3 separate regions of the Mus musculus genome follow, and regions 1 and 2 are each linked to region 3. Evidence: chromatin loops called from intact Hi-C (ENCODE). Cell type or tissue: left cerebral cortex. All regions are shown on one strand.

Evidence for each region. Hi-C counts contacts between places; a loop is a spot of excess contacts. Peaks named below come from ENCODE experiments on the same cell type or tissue, not always from the same donor. Only the 100,000 strongest peaks of a DNase experiment are listed, where the experiment ranks them.
Region 1: a loop joins it to region 3, with 3 times the contacts of the local background. A loop is called at or near these places in 3 of 42 quality-filtered maps.
Region 2: it touches region 3 in a loop (3-fold over the local background); 6 of 42 quality-filtered maps call a loop at or near these places.

Annotation. Positions count from the first base shown.
Region 1 is chr4:96,794,650-96,802,649 of GRCm38, reverse strand. Gm34053 (a long non-coding RNA gene) reads right to left here. Exons shown (of 3, transcript XR_376433.3): 3 at 7,751-7,828. Among named protein-coding and RNA genes, the nearest start is that of Gm34053, 11 kb to the right of the region's middle. In left cerebral cortex, a CTCF peak has its summit at 3,076 (motif pointing left); DNase peaks (open chromatin) are centred at 2,766, 3,083 and 4,883.
Region 2 is chr4:98,441,717-98,449,716 of GRCm38, reverse strand. It overlaps Patj (PATJ, crumbs cell polarity complex component), which reads right to left. Exons shown (of 44, transcript NM_172696.2): 14 at 5,910-5,966. Among named protein-coding and RNA genes, the nearest start is that of Patj, 50 kb to the right of the region's middle. In left cerebral cortex, a CTCF peak has its summit at 4,746 (motif pointing right); a DNase peak (open chromatin) is centred at 4,765.
Region 3 is chr4:96,701,421-96,709,420 of GRCm38, reverse strand. No RefSeq gene overlaps it. Among named protein-coding and RNA genes, the nearest start is that of Cyp2j5, 41 kb to the right of the region's middle. In left cerebral cortex, a CTCF peak has its summit at 3,666 (motif pointing left); DNase peaks (open chromatin) are centred at 3,660 and 3,934; H3K27ac peaks cover 402 bases.

The DNA.
Region 1 (8,000 bases), 93 kb before region 3:
ATTCTAATAAGCACAGGGGCCTAGGGTCCCAGTAACATCCTATAAACTCTGGGAATTATGCATGTGACTTATCAAGGATGACGTTGGGTCCTCAGAGAGATAAAGGCTCACTTTTATTTGTGCTTAGGGACAATGGAATGATAATCAGAATATCTTGTGCTGCATGGTGCTTTTGGTTTTCAAAATGTTTCCCATCAATTACATCATTTTACTTTTAAATATCCCTATGAGTCAGGGAAGACATTATCACCATTAGTTGTTGTTCTTATTATTGATTTTTTTTTTCAAAAAGGTTCTCCTTGTTATGAGGAAATATAGTCATTCCCATTTTTAAACTGTTTCAATACATTTCTCAATAAATTCTGGTGGCTAGATTTCTCTGACAAAAGGGCTTTATCCAAATTGGAAATGACAATCTTCTTTGACAAATGCACAGCAATATGGCTTAGGCAAAAAGCCACTTGAGCTTTTTGCATGCAAACAAATGAATTACAAAAAAAATTCATTACAAAATCCTCACTTCCTAGTTCTAAACTTTTGCAGTAGTTAAAGTCACAGGACTAAGGCTCTGTGAACTAGCTAACTCCACAAGTTAGCATCTGTTCTTATAGATCCTAAGCAGCTGCCAAATAAATATGCTTGTCAGTATAAACAGAGCCAATAGAGCGCACAGGCCTCATGGAATCTGGAAATATGTGGCACTGCTCTGGCTGCATGAAAACAAGGTCTTATACAGATGGTCTCTGTGGGGCCAAAGGGAGCAAACTGGGTAAAGTCTGAAGTCTCAGATTCTACCACTAGCTCACCACCATTTAGCAAGTCACATGCCCTCACATGCCCGATAGCTCTGCAGAGTCAAAAGACAATGGATTCTACGAGAAATATGCATGGGAGTGAACTGTATGGAAATGCAGTTAATTTTTCTATATTATTAGAATAGCTTGTATTAAAGATTTTTAAGTCATGCCAAATATGTAAAAAGACCTTATATATCACCTGGTACATAGCAGGATGTTTGTAATTATTATTAATGCAAAATAAACAATTATGTGTATATATCTTAAAGGTAAAAATGCATAGCTAATATACATAATTATAATATATGCATGCATATATTAAGAGGATAGTTCTTAAAAATAAGTACAAGTATATAACATAATTTGCCTCAAATATTATATACTGCATGTTATTTATGCTTCTTGAATAAATTTACCCTATTTAAAATGAGAAGCACTCTGTGAAGGGAAGAGATAGGATCATTCTCTCCTATCACAGAGGTTAATTAAGGGTCATTTGTGTAACACCCAGTAATATAGCAGGTTTATTTTCTGGCCTGAGCATAATGAAAAGCAAAGGACTGATCCTTCATTGGGAAAGTACCTAGACAAGGCATTATGGTAACATGCAGGAGGCTCCATTCAACCTAGACTCAACAAACTTTTGCCAGGTTGAGAAGTCAGAGGACCACATAAAAACAACAGATCAATCGAAGGTAAAAGACAAGCCTGGGCCAAATCTAGGGAACTGACTGCAGGGCACAAAATCCTCAGCTGCTAGGATAATGTAAGTAGCCCCCATGTGCTGAAGGTACGAATGGAACACAAGCAGCTCACACAGTGTGGATAGAGCTTTCTCTGAAGCATAGTCTTTTTCGAAGATGACCACTGTGCACAAGCCCAAAATAAGAGCAGAGCAGGCTTGGCCACTCACCAGCTCCAGAGGCAGTGAGTGGTGAATGGGTCCAAATGAATAGATTCCACAGCCGAACACCGTTTAGTGGGAAGTCTGACTTCACCAGCTGGCAGCCCACTCAACAGTGGTATATATTTCTTGGCAGGTCACTGAATCCCCAGGTCTCTGTCGCAGCGTTGATGTGTTGGGGCAGTCATAAACCAACACAGTCTTCTTCTTTTTTCTTTTCTTCTTAATTTTTAATTGCCTAAGACATAGTTTCATCATGCTACTTTCATAGATGGACATTATATCCTTTGTTCATACCCTTCTCATTACCTCTTCCCTTCCACCGGTATCCTTCCATTTCCCATGTGGTCTCTTTTCTTCTTTCATGTCAGTTTTCTTGTTTGTTTTGTTTTGTTTTGTTTTGTTTTGTTTTGTTTTGTTTTGTTTTGTTTTTGAGACAGGGTTTCTCTGTGTAGCCCTGACTGTCCTGGAACTCACTTTGTAGACCAGGCTGGCCTCGAACTCAGAAATCCACCTGCCTCTGCCTCCCGAGTGCTGGGATTAAAGGCGTGGCCACCAAGCCCGGCCCTCCTTTTTTTTTTTTTAATTTAGATTCTGCATATGAAAGAAAATATGATGCCTGCCTGTCTGTGTCAGGCTTATTTCATTTAACACAATGATCACTAGTTTGATCCATTTGTGTGGAAATAAGGTGGTTTCATTCTTTTTTTTCATAGCTGAATAAAACTCCATTGTGTACATACTGCACATTTGTCTAGTCTTCTTTCGAACAAGAACACATGACTAAGGTTTTGAGGAAAGCTTGCTTTGCTGACACCCTTTGCCATGTGATTTTAAGTGTTTATCATCAAGGCTGATTTTATCATCAGGCAATAACTATTTATGAAAGAAAATCCACTGCATAATGATACCCTGTGGAAATAGAAATTGGAGCTTACTTACAAAAATCAAGTAGCAAACGATTTAGCTCTTGGTTTACTCCAGCCTGGGCTGTGCTTTGCATGTGAAATGAGCTCAGTTTTGAATGTGGCAGATTCTTCTTGTTTGGGTCGTGTTTCTAATCGAGGCACATATATTTTCCCTCGATTGCAGGAAAACAAATTGGCAGTGGCATATTGCTTTGATATTTCAACCATTTGCTAGATTTCCACCCCTCCAAAATATCTTAAACGGAAGCATGAAACATGAGTAAGCCAAACCAGAGAGCTCAGTATTTATGAGCCTATTTGAGCCTTATAAAGATTTGATCAGAAAATATGCCTATTGATACACGATAATGTTTTACAACTGCAGTTGTCTTGGTCTATAAAATGTATTACAGTTCTGAAGGGGTTTCTACTTTGTCTGCAGACATTTCTGCTTTACTGCCACCAAGTGGTCTAGATTAGAATTGGCAGCATCGTTGCTGCTGGTTTAAGCAGAGGGTGTTTTGATTTTTAATTGTAAGAAGCAAAACCCTATTCACAAAATCTGGCTATGCAGGTGAGAGGAATTAAGAAGGAGAGCTAAGCCAATGTGAGGACACCAAGTACATTCTCATCCATTATGACTGCTGCTCTTTAAGAAAAGAGTGTTTAAACTGAGATACTCCAGGAACGTGAGCACACAATGAGAATGTGTCTATGTGTAGGATGCAGAATGAAAAATCAAATCCATACCTTGAATTTTGACTTCAAGATTCAAAAACTGAAACAAAAATTTTTGTTTATGCCACATGGTTTGTGGAACATTGCTAGGGCATCCCTGTTAATATAATATAAACAAATGTTAAATGGTACATGAAATGTGTATTTGGAATTAAGCACCTGATATCTTATTAAAGAGTTTGTGATGTGATGTTATCTGAATCTCCAATGCAAAGAGACAAAACTTGGAGGAAAATGAAAACTAAATGCTCCATCTAGGTGTCTATATTCATTCATGGACATATATTAATATTTATATGTAATATATCAAATATTCATACCTATATGTATGCATATGTATACATAAGGAAATATACAAGAATACTTATATGCAGTAATATACACAATGCACTTAGACTGAAGCCAAGTCGAGTTCAAATTTAGGCTCTGCAATGTACCAACAGGATAGCCTAGGTAAGATCCCCATTTTTCCAAGATCACTTGACTTAAGTTTATGATAAAATAGAAAATAATCAATTATGACAGTCAATGAAGCCATATACAATGCATTAAAGGGGCAACAGTTTTTGTCTTTAGCCTATACTTGTTTGTCACATTGTGGAGAAAAACTGTCCCACTCTCATATCCTTTTCTACCCACGGCATAGTCATAGTCCCCCAGCGGGAGAGAGCACTTAATGCTTATAAGGATATGTGGTATGATAAGGATATGTGGCATTGACTGTCCATATAAGAGAATCTACAATCACATTACAGATAAACTGATGGACATTTCTATGAGGGAGTTTCTAGTGTCAGCTATTTGAGATGAGAGGCTAGACATCTGCACTGAATAACAAGGCAAAACACCACTATGACCTGCATTCACATCTCTTTCCAGGCTGCTGATGAAATGGGGCCATCTGCCTCAACTCTTGTGGCCATGACACTATGTGTATCATAGAAGATACTATCCTCAAACTGATAGCCAAAATAAAACCTTTCTTCTTCCCTTAAGTTGCTTCAGTTTGGCTTTTTTTTTTTCACAGTAACATGAAAAGTAATATCCATATTGAACACATATCTGACCTTGTCTGGACGAGGGGACAATGGCACAATCTTAAAGAAAACACCTACCTTTGGTATTTTATTCTGCAAATTCTTGCTTCTCTGAGCTAAGAAGCTGTTCACTAAAACCAAATCTCAAAGAAGTCTGTTCTTTAGACTTGACCATACCCCTGGCATGAACTCAGTTTTAGGAAGATCAGAAATGTGATCTTTATTATTTATTGAGCAGGGACCAAGACATTGGTGGTATTAAAGAGCAAAGTCCAATCACTCAAGTGAATACAGAAATTATCTTAGGGAGTCTGATTGTCCTAGCAAGAATAATAGGGTTGTTAAGTGGGTCTCCTGCCTGGGAGATGCCAAGGGCACTAAGCACCAAAGAAAAAGAAACACTCAGTCACATGTGCTGGGCACACAAATAGAAAAGGTCTGTTATGCAGAAGCTACATGAGTCCCCATAGAAACATTGGCCCTCAGCCAACACAGCAATACTCAGTGAGAGTCCTTTGATCAGTATTTGAAATACTACAACAAATGCTTCACACTTCTGCATGCTAGTTCCTAGGTGCTAGGAATTCTAAATGGCCTGCAGTCCTCTGGACAGTCCATTAAAATGAAGAATGCCAGTACTGTCTTAACGGAAATAAAAAGGACTCACCCAGACAACAGAGACAACTATGCATCTTTATTTCCTTCTTTACCCAGTTTCTGAGGGCTTTCTTAGCAGAACCTTAATGAGAATTGATGCATCTGATAGTAAAGACATTTCATCTTATATATCCCAAAATATCCCACTGTGTATCTGGCTCATTCTCACCAAGATATCACTTCTCTAATTTTGTAGATTTTATTTTTCTCTCTTGAGAATATCAAGAAAAAAATCTTGAGGATAGTACTGTCTTGCCAGTCTCAGATGAGCAGGCTATCAAGGAGAATATTAGTTACCTCTTAAGGATGCTGTTGTCCAAAGAGCTTAAAGTACATCTCTCTTGGGAGATGACCATAGAGCTGCCTTTCTTTTGACCTTCAGAGCATGGAAGCCACACTAGGGTTCATGCCAATGTAGACGATCTCCCATCACTTCTCTGTTGAGTGACAATCACCTGCTGTCTAAGCAAGTGTTTCATGTGTTACTGTATTTCACAGACTCGGACATATTTTCCATAATTACTCCCCAGCAATATATAGAGTAGGGTGCCTGAGACTGAGATTTTAAATAAACAATTTTTTCTTACTTTAGCTTTAGTCCCAGTCATACAAAGCAACTTTGTTCTTTTCCTTCTGCAACTTTTCTCCACCCACGGAGGAAAAAAAATAAACCCTCTTCTGAATTAATACCCTAAGTGTTACATGTCAGTTTAGTTCTGAAGGTATATGTAAATCTCAGGTTATAATCACACTCTAATCGCCTCTTCCACTTCTTCTGAACTAGACAAGGTATATTTTCTTTGCATGTACTAGCAACTGGCAGAATACATGTATATATGTATGTTATGTATGCACATATACATACATACATACACATGTGTGTGTGTGTGTGTGTGTGTTAAATAGGTGAAAAAAGGGAATGAAGAAGGTAGGCATAGAGCATGGGCATAGTTCATGGAACTCTGTTTCAACTGGGCTATGCACACCCCATCTTCTAAGCATGCACTCAATAACCAAACTCCTTTACCTGCCTGCATTCTACACACATACCCCTTTTCTAACAATTCACCTAATAACCTTGTGCCCTACCTCCACTAGGCTATAAGTGCACTCATCTCTGAAAAATATAATAGGCTTTTTGGCTTTTTCTCCCCTACTAAAATTCAAACTTAGACAGTTTCTTCTCCAATATATTCCCAATGCATCCAAAGCCAACCAGCCTGAACTGATTTTAGGTAAATGTATAGTAAGACAAAACTGAGTCTTCATGTGAACTTTTAAGGGGACCCCTGCAGGAGTTTGCTCTGATGCTGCTTGTATATAAATGCTAAATTTTGTACCTTAAGATCTGGTTGCCCCCATTGAGGAGATCCTCAAGCACACCAAGTGATGCTAAGTAACATTGCTCCCCAAATTAAGTGGCGTTAAAGCCTATGATTAGACAATAAAAAGAGGTAGGCAAGTTTTCAGTTACCTGGCTTGGGTTGCAGGTAGAGAAAGGCGAAAGAAGAAAGGACAGAAAGAGAGAGGAGGAAGCTGCCATGATAGGAGATGGACCATGAGCACATGGCCATGAGAAACAGCAACTAACAAGGGACGTATGGTTAGGATGTTAGTTAGAATAGCTCCAAAATCTGTCTGATCTAGGCTTACAGTTTATAAATAAAATACGTGGACTGTGTGTCTTTTATATGGGTAAGCAAGAATTTATAATTCCATTTACAGACACCTCCCATTTACCATCTTATAGCTATGAATAATTGAGTATGCATATGATTATAATCAGGTGCATTATGGGAAGGACATGTACTATATAAAATGATAATCTGACCTCTTCTATCACACAAACTCATACTCTTGAATCTCATAAAAAGGAGTTAAAAATAAAATCAGGATCTTTGAAGATCTTCATTCAGGTGGCCCAACTGTCAATCTTAACAGTGTATATCTGACCTGTATTCTTTCTTTTCTTTTACATAAAATTTTCTTGCTACTTTTGAAAATATGTTTAAGTCCTTATGTCAGTCCTTTAGATTGTGTCAAAAACACAAGCCCCTACTACCACTATCAGAGAGGGAAATAGAGAAGAAGGATGGGAGAGAGAGGAAGGGTTAAGCATGAAGACAAGAAAGTCAAACATGTGTAAAACACTTGGCACACACCAGATTCTCAGTTTTACATAACATGTTATACAACAATGCTATTGTTATCAATGACAATTTAAGAAACTGACACTCAAGCTCACAATGCAGTTAGTTCATAGAATTAGATTCCTAGATCATCTTTTCTGATCCCCTAAGTCCCTCTTTTTTTATTTTCTCCTTTCATTTTGTCTGCCAATTGGTTAAAGCATGTCAACTCTGTTTTATCAACTAGAAAAATCAAAGTATTTTGAGGTAATATAGCGAACTACCAGACAGCAGAGGCTATGTACATATGAATGTGTGTCCACATTGTACACAAGGACTTTATTTTTCTTTTTTTAAATATATTTTTATTACGTATTTTCCTCAATTACATTTCCAATGCTATCCCAAAAGTCCCCCATACCCCCCCCCCACTCTCCTACCCACCCATTCCCACTTTTTGGCCCTGGTGTTCCCCTGTACTGGGGCATATAAGGTTTGCCTGAAGGACTTTATTTTTCAAGCACTGTATTGCCTTGCAGCCTGCTGTGACAGGAAAGCTCATGGTTAGGGATGAATCTTGCAGCTGAATCCAAAGGAGATGTCAACTGTGTATCAGCAAAGCCCACATCACATGCAATGCACACCAATTCACACCCCTCTAGAGATAATAACACGAAGAATAACAGACATAAGTAGGTAACTTTTTTTGATATGTGCTGTGAGTAGATATAAACAGTAAACAGCATTTCCTTTATTTGAAAGTAGTAAATGCAACAGATGGGAAAATCCTATTAAGAGCCTCTTAAAAATCTTGCATATCTATATTCTGT
Region 2 (8,000 bases), 1.7 Mb before region 3:
ACACATTATACACTGTATACTTATACACCCCAGAAATAAAATTTGTATACATCAGTTGAAAAAAAATGCAACATGGAAGAGAAAAGAACTACTTTTTTGTTTTGTTTTTTGTTCAAAGATTTAATTGTTGATTTTTAAAGTGGACATGAGGGTAACTGAAGTAGGAAGACAGCATAGAGCTATATTTGAAAATTAGTATTGTAAGAAAACAAAAAAGATAACCACTTTTTCAAAGACAGGTGAATAAGATTACTTTTAAAAGCTGTACATATTATTTTCAATTTCCCTATCCATTGCTGCTTGTTGAGTCTTAGGATATAATTAAACTTTTTACACCTGAAAAATAAAAGTTTAACTAAACTATAAATGCCAGCATGGGAGCTGCAACTGGAAACTGACAGGTGACCAGCTCTGCACTGCCTGGCACATGCTTCCCGGGCTACGCAATACCTACTTGGCAATTAGAGGTCTACTGAACCCTCATGGGCTGGTCTTTCCCCCTCATTTGTTTATTTAACTAAGCATACAAAGTAATGGGTTTCATTATAGCACTGACTGACTTCCTTTTGGGGGTCTCCTATGTATCCAAGCTTCGCCTGGAACCTGAGGCAAACCTCTTGCCTCAGTCTCCCAGGGCTGCAACTCTCCCCAGCTTACCATGGTATTCATACATATGGCTCTATGCTGTCTTCCAACTTACGTTATCCTTCATATCTACTTTAAAAGTCAACAATTAAATCTTTGAAAGAATAAAAAACAAAACAAAACAAATAAAAACCACAAAGTAGTCTTGCCCAGTTCTGTCAACCCAATTTCTTCACTTAACAGTAGTTCTCTGGATCTATAAGAACTATCACATGATCTTGTGTCCCATATTCTGAGCTCCATGGGATCAGAGACCTATTCGTTTGTCCCCACAAATGTTACCACAGTTATATGGCAGACAGTGGGAATTCTACTGTAGATATTTCAGGAATGAGTGATGCATACCAAACTGCAGCCTGTCTGTGCTATTATCTAGCAATACAACTGTCATTCAACTTATATGGCTTCCCATAACCTCAGCTGTGAAATGGGTTTTGATTGGCTAACATCTTCTTTATATATTGTAAGGAGAAAAATGAAAAGGCACTGACTTATGATTTAAATGTGCAATTATAAGTGAGTATTTTGGTTTTGTTTGTTTTTGTTTTTGTTTTGTTTTTATTTCTGAAATAGAGTTTCTCTGTGTAGCCCTGACTATCCTGAAACTTGCTCTGTAGACCAGCATGGAACTAAGAGACTACATGCCTGTGTTTTACTGGGATTAAAGGTGTGCACCTCCTCTCCTAGTTTATAAGTGGATTTTTAAAAAGCTATGTTTGGGGCTGGAGTGAATGGCTTACTGGTTAGGAGAACCTGGTGCTCTTTCACAGGACCCAAGTTCAGTTCTCAGGACACACATCAGGTGGCTCATGACCACCTGTAACACCAGCTCCAAGAATCTAATCCCTCTTCTTGCTTCCACTTGTACACACACGCACGCGCGCGCGCACACACACACACACACACACACACACACACAAAATCTTAAAAGTCATGCTATTGACACATCTTTAATCCCAGGAGACAGGCATGCTGATCTCTGCGTTCAAGGTCAATCTACAGAGCAAGATCCAGGACAGCCAAGCTTAGGCAGTGAAGGAGTTGGAAAACAGAAAGCCAGTGACAATGTAATAGTACAAGGGGGTCATGTTCTAGTTCCTGCAAGCAGCAGAACTTGGCAGCTTTAGCCATGTGGATCTGGCTCTAGAGTTAAGAATGGAAGGAATTACTGGGAAAATTGATGCTGGCTAGCTGGAGCTAAAAAATTAGCAATGATTAAAAAGAGACCAGCATCACTGAGGTGAAATTTTCTGGGAATTGTTGTCTGGGAGCACAAAGAAGCTGTGTTCCAGAGATAGCCAAGGTTGTACCTCGTGCTGTAGCTGAACTTGGTAATGTTTAAGAGTCACCCAGATGGTACAGGTTTTGAAGGCATGAAGGTGTCATGAAGAACAGCTGAGGCTTGGCACTGTGAGAGGTCATGGATGGCCATTGGAGAAGGTGTAGCCTCAGCTGTAGTTGATAGCCCAGGACTGAAAGGGTAATGCAAAGGATTTGAGGCTTGGCATCATGAAAAGAGCCTATGAGAGGCTATTGGTGAAGCCTAGTTGGAGTGGAACACCCCATTGTATTAGAGATGTCAGTACCATGAGATGATCACCAAGAACAGCAGTCATAGTGGAGTGGATCAACCTGAACTTAGAGTACTACAGAGGGCAGAGCTGAAGAAGTGATGCCAGCCCTTAGGAGGGAGCCCAAAAGATCAAGTGGAATCCCAGACATTAAAAAAAGAAGCTGTAACATTGAAATTGCTTGGAGATTCAAAGATGTTAAAGATGCCAGAGCCATGGGATACATGGTGAGGAAAGCTGCTAACAGGGAGTGGAACCAGTCCAGGAGAAAGCAGTTTGTTGCAGTCAACAAAGAGGAAAAAGGAGTGGAGATCTGAAGACCGCTTTGGCATCAGCCATGGAGATGCAGAGTTTGGAATCTCCAGCTGGTTTCCTGTCTTGCTTTGGAGATTACAGTTAAGTGATTGGATGAATCTCAGAAGAGACCTTGAACTCTGGACTTTTAACATTGTTGCGACTGCTATAGACTATGAGGACTTTGAAAGTTGGACTAAATGCATTTTGCATTATGCTATGTTTAAGGATGACCCCCATAGACTCATGTGTTTGAACAAGTTTATGGGGGCCAGGGAGTGGAATGTGGTGGTTTGTATATTCTTGGACCAGGGAGTGGCACCATTTGAAGGTGTGGCACCATTTGGAGGTGTGACCTGGTTGGAATAGGTGTGTCACTGTGGGTGTGGGCTTAAGACCCTCATCCTAGTTGCCTGGAAGTCAGTCTTCCACTAGCAGCCTTTGGATGAAGTCGTAGAACTCTCAGCTCTGCCTTTGCCATCCCTGCCTGGATGCTGCCATGCTCCCACCTTGATGATAATGGACTGAACCTCTGAATCTGTAAGCCAGCCCCAATTAAATGTTGTTTTTTTAAAAGAAAAAAAAAAAGTTATGCTGTTTAGATCATAAGCCAGTAACTTAAAGAGAAATATCCTATGGAGTGTAATAACTTGAAAATCAGTATTAAAAAAATTGGAAATGTTAGGTGGAAAACTTAGACATCTTTTTGCCTCATACATAATAAGCAAACAAATAGGCATACTGGCTACAAATACACAAAGACACACAGGGAACAGAGAAATATCAAGAGACTAGTGCAATTCGAGGGAAAACTTTTTTCTCATTTCTTCCACTGAAAGGGCGCACTAATACAAAACAGTATCAAGTAAATAATTAAATGTCTTAAAAACAGAATATATGACGAGGAGCTTTTGAAAGATCATATTCTAAAAGTTCTGGGCACATAAACCTGTGACAGAAAACCACCTCTTATCACTGAGCTGTACTAATGCAGGCATATGCCAAATCTATGTACACTCCAGCTCCACCACCACCAAATCTTATTGTTCATATTACGTTGCAAGGAAAATTAGGCTGGTTATTTCACGTCCTAAATTGCCTCCCTAAAATGTCATCTTCTAAACCCAGAGCATGTGTGGATGAAACCTCAGTCACTCAGGAAGCACAAGCAGGAAAACAGAATTCCTCAGCAGCCTTAGCAACAGGGCAGGAACTCACCACAGTGACAACTCAGAGGTATAGGGGGTGAAGACTGTTAAATGTCCCCACCTTTACAAAGCCTTTCCTATCTAAAGTTACTAGGCATTTGTTTCTCTATCTACTTGCCTTGCCTAATAGGCTCAGGTCATGTTAAATGACTAACTTTTCTTGTTGTTCTTCCAGTAATATAACAATGTAAGGATCATTTTCTCGTTTGTTCTCATCTAGAACACATTGTATACCAGAGCACATGGCAGAGTGCATATCAGTATCTCACGAATGAACAGCTGAATGCATGGGCAGCATTTTAGAACATGGTTCTCAAGGTCTTTCCATCTTTTTATGTTATTGCCTGGATACAACTCTACTGCACAGAGGCTATGAGGGGAAGAAGGGAGAGGTGAGCTGGTAGCAGGGACCTAGGGAATGAGGGCATGATAATAGCATCTGCCTGCAGAATCACATTCTTTAAAATACACACAGGACATGCTTTGTGTCCCTCTCTGCTTGTAAGGGACTATTAGGATCCTGGCTTTATGCAGTTTGTCATGGGAACACCAAAAGGCAAGCTGTGTGATGTACTGAGCCTGGTGTGAGGCATGTTTTAAAGCCAAAGGTTCTCTAAAGATCTACAGCTATATGACAAAGGAGGTTTAAAACTAATTAGAAAAACTGTGAATAGTAACTACTGCACTTAGATGAACTATTACATGCTTTACCCCAGCTCTGAATAAAATATCTCCCAACATCTTTAGATGGATTTATTAATCAAAAACTGCTCTCAGAAAAATGACACTGTAAATAATTAACAACTGGCTATAAAGAGCAATGTTAATTTTACATTGTGAATCTGAGGAGAGCTTGGTCAGCCAGACATGGCCTCTACTAGGAATTGACTTAAAATGCAGCTAAGTTAGGAAGGAAAGAAATATTCTCCACTCTCAGCCTTGAGAATCCAACCCCATAAAACAATGACCAGCAAGACAGCTCAGCATATAAAGAAAGGGGCTTCCATAGAGGCCTAATGACAGGAGTCCAATCCTCGGCTCCCACAAGGTGGCAGGAGAGAACCAGATCTGGAAAGCTGTCCTCTAATCTCTGCACCATGATATAGGGCCTGATCATACACATACACACACACACACACCCCTAAAACAACAGCACATATGGCAAACAATTGTGGAGGCAAAATACCATACATACAAAGGAAGAAACAGTAAAACTACCTGAATTGATATTTAGCTTAAGAAAGCCACATGAGACAGATAACTCATTCTTTCAAAGACTTACTTTTATATGTGTGTGTGTGTGTGTGTGTGTGTGTGTATGCACGGGCACGCGTGTGTACCCATGGAGGCCACAGGAAGGCGAAGGTCCTCTAGAACTGAAGCTACAAACACCCAACCTGGATGTTGGGACTAGAACGCAGGTGTTCCGGAACAGCAGCACACGCTCCTACCCAGTGGTCCCACTCTCCAGCCCTGAGAGAACTCATTTTAAACACTGCCTCTGAATGGAGCGTCTTAGGTGGGCTCAGCGCTAGGGTCCATGGAGGAGTGCAGCAGTGTTTCTGAAACTCTGGGAAAAAAACATCCTTCCTTTTCTATTATTTATTGTGAAGGCCACTTAAAAGATTCTCTATTTTAATAAGTGAGGTTCTGGTTGTCTAGGATAAAACTACAAATTATTTTATAAAGAGAAGACAGAATCTGCCCAAATTACTAACTGCATGTTCTCCACAGCAATAGTGATTACATTCAGATAGATTGTAGTGATTACATTCAAATTGATTAAGTCAAGACCAACAAACTCAGGTCAACCATGTTTTCTGTCCCTGAATATCCAGACATTATGTTTTTCAAAGCCTAAAGCCCATCTCTGTTCCACACTGCAGAAAACCTTTCCCTAAAGTCTCCATACAACCCCTGAGGCGCTCACACACTCACCTGTCACCTTCATGGCTACTGTGCCAGAGTCAAACCTGGACTTTTGGCTTCCGGAAACAGCATAAGGATTCCATGTTCTTCCCAGCCTTATCTACCCACTTGTATCTGTTGTTACTGAGAGCCTTGCTCACTTCTGGAACGCGTGTATGATTCAGGTCTGAAGACTTTAGACCACGCCACTCAGCTTCTTCAGCAAGAACGTGAAGAAAGCTCAGCAACAATGAAGCAGAGCAGCACTTTCAGCCCAGCCTACCTTCGAGTATTTCTGTAGCTCCTCATCGTCTGCAATCTGAGCATCCAAAGTGGCTACCTAGAATTATAAGACGGTCATTTCCCGATTTGTATGCGTGTAATTTCATTTGCTCCTTCATATTCTGAAATTTATCAGCAAACCCAGCACACCGATGAGTAATCCGACAACCTCTACCCAGTATTTCTGAAATCCACAAGTAGCACGTAGCAACACATTTGTGTTTCTGTATTTGCTACACTAATCTCCTCATCCTACATCATCCACAAGTGAAACTGAATGTGATATGTTACTGGTGTCTTGTTCTCCTTCTACATGGGCTGTTATTTCACTAACAGATAGAGGTCAACAATGAAGTACTTTTCCTTGCATGGAATTTGTTTCCTTGGATTGTCTACCAATAAAACTCAGGGTCCTATTTAAACTCCTCACACACAATCATCTTTTGGTATTGAGGTGTTGCTCAAGCTTTCATAAAGGTATACTATGCACTGAAACCAGTTCTCACTTACTTATGACACTAGTACAAGAAAAATGGTTCATAAACATGTCTCAATATATGGTTTAGGAATGCTGATGTGAAACAAGTTTGTACCTGTTCAGTTATATTGAAAATTTTTCCCCAAATGTGTTTGAACCACAGTGAGAATATGGAATCCATAATCATGGACCAAACAGACATGATGATCTGTCTAACTATACCAACTATGATCCCTTAAATTTTAATAAAAATTTTATTCTTGTACTGCCAAGATAACTAAAGACAGGGCTGAAGAGATGACTCAGAAGTTAAAAGTATGTTTATTTTATTTTGTTTTGTTTTGTTTTTTACAGAGGACCTGAGTTTGATTTCCAGACCCCCATGGTAGCTCACAACCATCTGTAACTCTGGTTCAAAGGACTCTGACACTGCCTTCTGGCCTCGATGGGCACCAAGCACAGAAGTGGTTCATATATATACACACTCAGTCAGGGGTTTACACAGAAAACAAAATAAGTACTTTTAAAAATAGCTCAGCAGGGAAAACCTCTTGCTGCACAAGCCCAATGAGCTGAGTGTGATCTTTAAAACAAATGCAAAGGCAGAAGAGACTGGACTCCTGAAAGTTGTGCTCTGATCTCTCCATGTACACCCATACTCACACACACAATCATAATATACAGTATTAAAAGTTTTACCTCTGACAAACTAGGAGCATCGCCATTTTAAAATTTCAAGCTAAGGTCTTAACTCCTGTAAGTCAGTTATGGAGGAAATGGTAGCAGGCGGATCATGAGGAGTTCAAGGCTAGCCTCAGCTACAGAGTTTTAGGCTAACCTATACAAGACCCTCTCTCAAATCACTACCCTCTCCTCCACAAAAAAACAAACAGATCGGCAGTAGTCTAAAGGAAAGCACAGTAAGGAACAGTGGGATGTGTGTGTTCATTCACTCACTTGCCTTTCGGAGCCTCTCTTTATATCCCTACCACTTTAAGGGAATCACTGTATATATCCAACTTAAAGTCTCTCTCCCATTTAGCCTCCACTTCACCATGAGGCACAAGAGTTCATGTCTGTAATTCCACAACTGGAAGTGAAAGAAGATTACAAGTTCCAGGTCATCCTTAGCTACACAGCAAGTTTGAAGCCAGCTTAGGCTACATGAGACCCAGTATCAAAAAAGCAAAAATAAAAAACCCCGTGAGATACTGGTGAACCACGTATTCTCTGAACATATACCACTGAAGGTAGAGAACACATGAGTGTCTAGGTAACAGCCTAGTGACAGTGTTCTATGAACTGGAGACCCCGCAGCTACAAGAACTAACATACCAGCCCAGAATGAGCAAGAAAACAACCATGTGACTTAATTACCTAAAGCTTCTCTAATGACAGTGCCAGACATCCAAAATCAGAAATAAAGTGTCTGGCATTGATGACAACCCAATACTAATGATGATATACCTAAGGGTTATGTGTCACAGCTGCATACCAAGACTACCAAGACGTTGCCTCAAAAAAGAAAATATGAAAGACAGCAGATATTTATTGGCATGTTTGATGAACACCGATGAGATTTTTCTAACACGGTTTTCTGCTTTCAAGTGGATT
Region 3 (8,000 bases):
CACAACTAACAGATATTAGGCATGGAAAGTAACACACATAGCAGCCAATGCTAAACAGGTCTTCTAATGGTAACTATGTGTTTTGCAATGTTCATGTTCTGTAATAACTCAGTCACAAAAAGCAGTGTCTTTCATAGGAAGGGCATGAAGGATAATACCATCAGCAGAAATAGCTTCAAGGGAATGGTTGTCACACACTGAGTAAATAATTTATGTGTTTGGACCATTTTTTTTTTTTTGTCTTTTTTTTGAGGTGTGTGTGGGGGAAATGGGAGAATGGGGGCAGGGGAAGAGAGAAGAGGAGAGAGGGAGAGGAAGAAAGGGAGAAGGATGGAGAGAGGTGGGGGGAGAGGTAGACAGAGAGGGACAGAGACAGACGGACAGACATTTACTGTCACTACACTGCCCAGGCTGCTCTTCAACTCAAAGATATTTTGCCGTACCCTTTAAAAGTACCCACAATTATGGTTGTACCACAGAATTTGTATTTCTAGGCTAGTTTTCATATTTGACTGCAAATTTGGTATCATATTGTACATAATTGTCACAGTGGCTATTTCTTTTTTTTTTTTTTCCATTTTTTATTAGGTATTTAGCTCATTTACATTTCCAATGCTATACCAAAAGTCCCCCTTACCCACCCACCCCCACTCCCCTACCCACCCACTCCCCCCCTTTGGCCCTGGCGTTCCCCTGTACCGGGGCACACAAAGTCTGCGTGTCCAATGGGCCTCTCTTTCCAGTGATGGCCGACTAGGCCATCTTTTGATACATATGCAGCTAGAGTCAAGAGCTCAGGGGTACTGGTTAGTTCATAATGTTGTTCCACCTATAGGGTTGAAGATCCCTTTAGCTCCTTGGGTACTTTCTCTAGCTCCTCCATTGGGAGCCCTGTGATCCATCCATTAGCTGACTGTGAGCATCCACTTCTGTGTTTGCTAGGCCCCGGCATAGTCTCACAAGAGACAGCTACATCTGGGTCCTTTCAGTAAAATCTTGCTAGTGTATGCAATGGTGTCAGCATTTGGAAGCTGATTATGGGGTGGATCCGACCATTTTTAAAAGCCCCATTATCATTCCTTCTCTCTGTCTCGCAGGGACACTAGTAGTCGGAGTGCATTAGTTAATTCCATGGCCCCGTTGTGAATATAACTATATTTCATCTTCTTAATACAAAATAGTCACTCCAAGTGGTTCCAACTTCACAAATAAATAATTCTTGTCAGAAAATGGAGTTTTTCCATCTGCCCAGCCCATTTTCCATCTGTTCCTATGAGCTCATAGCAGGACAGAGCTGGGTCATGAGGTCCTGTTGATCAGTTCTGATGTAGGGAAAAAGGATTCTCCCAGATGGAATTCACATTAGTGATAAAGATTGCCCACTGTTATCAGTTTCTATGTAATGAGAATAGATATGAAAAAGTTCTTTCTAGTCACACTGACCTGGATTCTGCCGGAATTTGCTAACACCCTAGGTTCTATTCCCATAGTATGTGTATCATCTCACAATTGCAGCAAACCACCAGGTACATGAGAGGCCCATATGGCAGATGAAAAGACTGAGGATTTGACTAACATCACACAATTTACATGTGAGAGAACCAGGACTATTTTCCAAACACAGACTCTTTTCAGAACACCAACTCTTCAAGTGTGTTTCAAATGGAGACACTGACCAAGAAATTGTGATTTTTGTGTCTTCCAATAACTGTAGTATGTAATGGTAGAAGATTACCATGTGAAGTAGGTATACCTATTTATAAAGTCCTGACATTGCCCTGGAGCTAGATAGGGGACGATAATCACATCTGGGTGAGATCATAGTATTAGTAGAATCTGATTTAGAAAAAGAAACTTTGAAAATTGGACTTAAGTTGTAGATTTCCAATATACTATCTCGATGATAAAGGCAAATTACTTCACTGTCTGAGATCTACTTCAATAGGAGTAAGAAATTTGGAAAAAGCGATCCTAAGATCTGGGAAGGCTCACTGCTATAATACTAGCCTGACAAGCAAATTGTATCCACTAGGGCAATAATGTCATGACTATTATAAAGATAATATATTAACTGATTAAATTTGAGGCTTGTTCCACAGCAGGGAGCTCATGGCCAGTACAGCTAGAGGCATTTCAGAGGAGTCTAGTATTGTCATTTTCTAAGTGGTAATGTCATTAAATTACTTTCTAAATATTTATGTTTGTAAGCACAGATGTGTGTTTTTCTTAGTGTTGGTGAGAAAAACTTCTTTCTTCTTCTTTTCTTTTTCTTTTCCTTTCTTCTTCTTCTTCTTCTTCTTCTTCTTCTTCTTCTTCTTCTTCTTCTTCTTCTTCTTCTTCTTCTTCTTCTTCTTCTTCTTCTTCTTCTTCTTCTTCTTCTTCTTCTTCTCCTTCCAGTAAGAAACAAACGATGCTGAGATGCCCTATTCTGAAAATAGAAGATTAGGAGGGCTCATCCATAAATGGGATATTTGTATTAACATTTCCTGACCCGACCTCAAGGAACATCACAGAAAAGAAGTGCAATGAAATGTAATCTTTTAGACACAACAGGATGTTTTAATGAAATCAATAGCTGTTGTTATATTTCTGACTCAGTGACCAAAGCTCAAGAAGAGGTGAGATTAGGGTGGTGTCTGAACCTCATGACCTCTCATAGCAAAATTTAGTATAGAGGAAGGCTATAGGGTACAACAGAATATTTGATAGTACTAGTCTTAGAGACAGAAGACTGGGGCTTGGGTCAAACTTACCATGCCCTCTATGTTACTCATCAGTGGTTAAGAGCATACAACCATAAGATCTTACATACTAGAAATAAAATGTCTGTAGAATACTTAAACAACTAAAGACCCAAAACAAGTTGTCTATTCTTTCAGTCTAAAGAGTTCTGTACTTTCCTTTTCTCTCTAAGTCCTTTCCTTTCTATTCCCTCCTCCTTCTCTTCCCCCCCAACTCATGTGTGTGTGTGTGTGTGTGTGTGTGTGTGTGTGTGTGTGTGCGTACGTGCATGTGTGTGTGTGAGACAATAGAAGGAAAAAGTACTTACCACATATTAACTGTTTGCAACATGAAATGGGATCGAATGTTTATGTAATAAAATGTTATTCATAATTAAGAGCTAAGACTTTGGAGTCAAAGGTCTTCTATTCAAATCCCATCTCTACTCATTCCTTTGAGACCTTAGAGAAGTCATTTAATATCCCTGAGCCTCAGGTTCCTCATCCCCAGAAAGGACACAGTAATATTACCTCGTTAATATCACCAGAATTGTAACCCATACTCTTGCCCTTACATTTACTCTAAACCCCAACCCCAACCCCAACCCTATCCCCAACTTCTACACTAACCTCTACACTTACCTGATCCCTAACCCTAATTGTAACCCTTATACTCACACTTACCCTTACATTATCCTTCAAACTGTTGTGAGAATTAAATACATTAAAATTCATAACATACATATAAACCAGTGTCTTTCTCAAGGTGAATCTTGCCTGTTGTACTTGTTCTTGTTGTAACTAACTAAGTGTTGCTTTTCCAGTTTTCCTAGTGATGTAAACCAAATTCACTTTGCCAAGATAAGGCCAAGGACACTGTTTTGGTTGCCTTCCTGCCAAATTTGAATTTAAGAACTAGGAGCTAAGAGCTCCCTCTGCTGCCCAGAACTGAAACAGCACTACCACCTCTGACAGCTTTATTAATATTCTGTCCTTCATGCCCTGCCAGTCTTGCCTCCTGAAAATGTGCTTTCTAGACTGATGAAATTGCTCTGATGTACTAAGATCATCAGCGATGCATTTTTCTAAGCAGCTGACTCATGGTTTTTTTTTTTTTTTCAATCAAAAAGAACTATCCTTCTAGACTGGAGTTAGAATTTAAATAGCTGCCTTTACTTTGCTCATGTCAGGAAGGCTCAGGAGGCTCACTAACAAAGAGAGTCCTCTTTGAATCTGGCAAGAAGCTAGGGCTGGAATACTAGAACAGAGTGTTCCCATCTACAAATCATTTCCACTCTGTAATGTGTAATGAAGCTTTTCAAGGTGAAAGCTTTGGTCTTGGAGTCTGAAGAGAAGGCGTAAGGAGGAAAGGGAGAATAGAGGACAGACAGAGAATGGAGAGCTTCATCTGTGTCTAGGACTCCCTTTAGGAAGTACTTCTCAGGTTCAGGAGTATGCAAACAGCCTTTCAAATGAGCAAAGGGGCTCCATTTCCTGAGAAAGGAAGAAGAGTTCACTGAAAGCCTGCGATGCCAGAGTACAGGGATGCAGGGGGATACAGGGTAAGTGCTCAGGTTCCTCACCCTGAGTTATATAGTCATTGTACATTTGAAGACAGAGGGGAGCGAGGAGTTGAGTATACCCATGCATAGAAGTGATAAATGGTCAAGGTAATGGAAATAACAATATCTCTTGATTCAATCACTATACAATTATGAGGATACATTTATAAAATTGCATCGCACACACAATTGTGTTCTCTAATAAGTCCTAAAATCAGTTTTGACTACCGTGTCAGACGTCTTGTAAGTAACTCCTTTTTCTAGCCTCACAACATAGTGAGGTAACGTCTCCATGCCTAGATATGGAAGGAATGAGTGAGATTTCAAAATGTAAAAGATGGTGGCTAAAACTCAAGCCTCTTACCACACTATCTCCAAAGACTGAGATTTCATTTGGGGGAAATGATGGCCTGAAGTGGCAGGGAGAAAATCAGAAGTGTTCTGAAGAATAGGGGACCCCCTAAACACATTGTTGCCATGGAGGCTGGCAAGGATCACTGGTGGCCCATCTTTCCTCTCCTTTTCAGGAGGAAACACTTGGTCTGGGTAATATTGGGCTCCCTAGAACATGAAAACCCTTCACAATGATGCAGTCTACTGGAAAATTCTAACACACATTTAAGAAGAAAATAGTTCTACACAGATTTTCCTAGTGTACAGAAGAGGACCACATAAAGTTTTCACAAATACCAAAAGCAACACATTACAAAGAAATTTGCATGCTAATGTTATGACTAAACACTTAAAATTCTTTACAAAATATTATCAAATCAAATCCAAAAATGTGTAATACCAAGTGAGACTATGCCAGGCTACAAGGCTGGTTCAATCTCATAAGCAAACCATGCTAATAAACAAATGAAAAGAAGTCACCACACAAACATAAATTGTGGAGTGTAATGTTAGCATTCTTCTCATGAGAGGATAAAGGACCTGATATGGTCAGGGTCATAAATTAAAAATAATCTTGACTCCATCTCTTTGGATCACAGAACTATATGGAATGCTATTCTTGTGGAAAGCCAAAGAAGTTATGATACTTATGTTCTTATTCCACCCTAGTCATTTGTTACCTTGGTTACAATCATCAAAGTGATAACTTTTTAACTCTTAGTTGTGATTATCGTAAAGTATCACCAAAATCTGTCTCTCTCTCCTCTGTCACTCTCTCTTTCTCTCTTTTTTTTCTGCTTCAGGTAAATTTTTATTGGTTTCATCCCTGGAAAAATCTGATACCTTCCATTAAACATGCACGCACACACACACACACACACACACACACACACACACACACACACACACACACACACACAGACATACACATACACACACATACGCACACACACTCACACTCTCAATGGGGGAGAGAGACACAGATAGACAGAGAGATAGAGACAGAGAGACTACTCTTCATTTTCTGAGTTCAGAATACCTTGATGCGGTATACCATCAACTGCAAACTATTCTTAGCCTCAGCAACTTTAAAGTTAAGTAGTAATTAGTCAGGATATGTCTCCATATAGCTCCTTATATTGCCACCTTTTAAATTTGTTTAAATTGGTTCTAATATTTATTATTTTTAAGATATTAATATTTAATATTTCTCACACATCTAATTTGCAAACAAGGTACTAGTTCTCAACGGATAGAGTATATTTCAGCCAGTCACCCAGTTGTATGGGACAGGAGCCATGAACCATGCAATGGGAATGCAGAGGTATTAACAACTTCCAACCTCAAAGAGATCAGTGTCATTGGTGGTATCAGGCAACTTCATAAACAATCACTTGTTAAAAACATCTATTTAATGTGATCTTTCTACGTCTATCCTCAACAATTGTATTAGGTGGGGTTTTTTTTGGTGTGACAAATATCTCAAAAAAATTAATTAAGAAAATGATTATTTTGTCTTGTGGTCTCAGACACTTCTGTTCATTATGGTGGAAGAGAGTGACAAACAAAACTGATACCATCAGGACATCCAGGAAGCAGAGTACAATGGTGGCTGTACCATAGAATTCTATCATCCTTCCTTTTTGTTCCCTGGGTACCAGAGCTTAGCAAATTGTGCCACTCAGCCTTACACTGACCCGTTTGCTCATCATCTTAGGACACATGCTCACAGGCATGCAGAGGAACTTCCTGATGTAATCATCTGGGCAAGCAAGATTAACTACCACAATCTCCTTTAATTCACCGAGTCTCCTTTTGGAGTGTAATCTTCCCCCATTTCATTAAAATGTAAAGGGCTAGGTAGATGACTTAGCTGTTAAAAGTGTTCCTGAAGAGGACCTAAGTTCAATTCCCAGTTCCTATGATACCTCACAATCAGCTATAACTCCAGCTCTAAGCCATTCAATACCCTCCTCTCACTTCCACATACCCACGCAGCATGCACAAATACACATGATTAAGATATTTTTAAACAAGTAAATAAAAAATGAAGCTGAGAAGAGTCATTTAACATGATCAAAGTGAAAATAAAGAGTCACTGGCAGAGTTTGGATGTGACTCAATCTTGTAGCCAAACTCTGGGCTTATAACAGAAGACTTTCCTGCATCTGGGAGATTAGAAATCCTTAAAAAAGTGTGTTCCAATTATCACGGAAGTGATGAGTAGTGAGAGTGTGGGTATGTATTCGGATTCTTTAGAGGAAAAGGACCAATATATATTTAAAAGGAGGCATATTGTAAGGGATAATGCAAAAGTGGCTGTCTTAACACTGTAGATATTGAGAACCCAATAGTTGCTGATTGCAATGGGACTGGATACCTTAGAAGTCTCACTCTGATACTGAGATATCGAGGGTTTACAGAGAGCCACTGCTCTTCCACTCAATTGAAAGCCTGGAGAAGCTGAGTTCTGATACCAGAAAAGGAATGCCACAGCAGTGGTAGCAACAGTGGAGGCAGCAGAAGGGTAGATGAACTTAGAAACAGGCGGGTAAACTCTCTAGTAAGATATGAAAGCAAATGAGCCAAAAAGAAAGAAATAATTTTTTCTTTTTATCTGGGCTGCCAACAGAAGGTACCACCCACATTTAGAGTGCATCTTCCCACTTTAAATAACCTGATCAAGAAAATGCCTCGTGGGTTTGCCTATCAGCCTGCCACTTAGTTGAGTCCAGATCCAGTAAATTTGACAGCTAAGATTAACTATCATAAGTCCTGCTCTTGTCAGCTTGTGCCCAATCTTATCTCCTCCTCTCATGAGTAATTTCCAAAGGAAAATTATATCAATTTCATAATTGATATAATTTCAACCCAACATGACATAGCTGCTTTATACAAAAGTGCAAAGCCACTGTTGTCCCCTCAGATAAGTTGGAAAAAAGTCTCTCAACAGATGCTAAGTCTTTCAGTGTCCCATAACTTAAATCTGATAAGATATACTTACAGCGCACTACTGACATTATCTGATTAGCAGTGCTATATCACATGATAAAGAAATAAAGGAAAGAAAAACAAACATCTGTTTAATGTATGTGTATAAATGCACAAACATGTTCTTAACAGAATAAGATGGAAGCACTCATGGTAATTATAGTCTATATTTCTGCAACTAGGTACATGGTCTTGCCTGGTGTTGACAACTGCCTTTGTCTATTATCTAGTCCATATTTCCTTAACTCTCAGCAAAACCCTCAGTATTTGCTGGTTCTTCACTCAAAAGAGTGGCCCCAGTCTTCATTGCTAAAGTATTTCAGCAATGTATCAT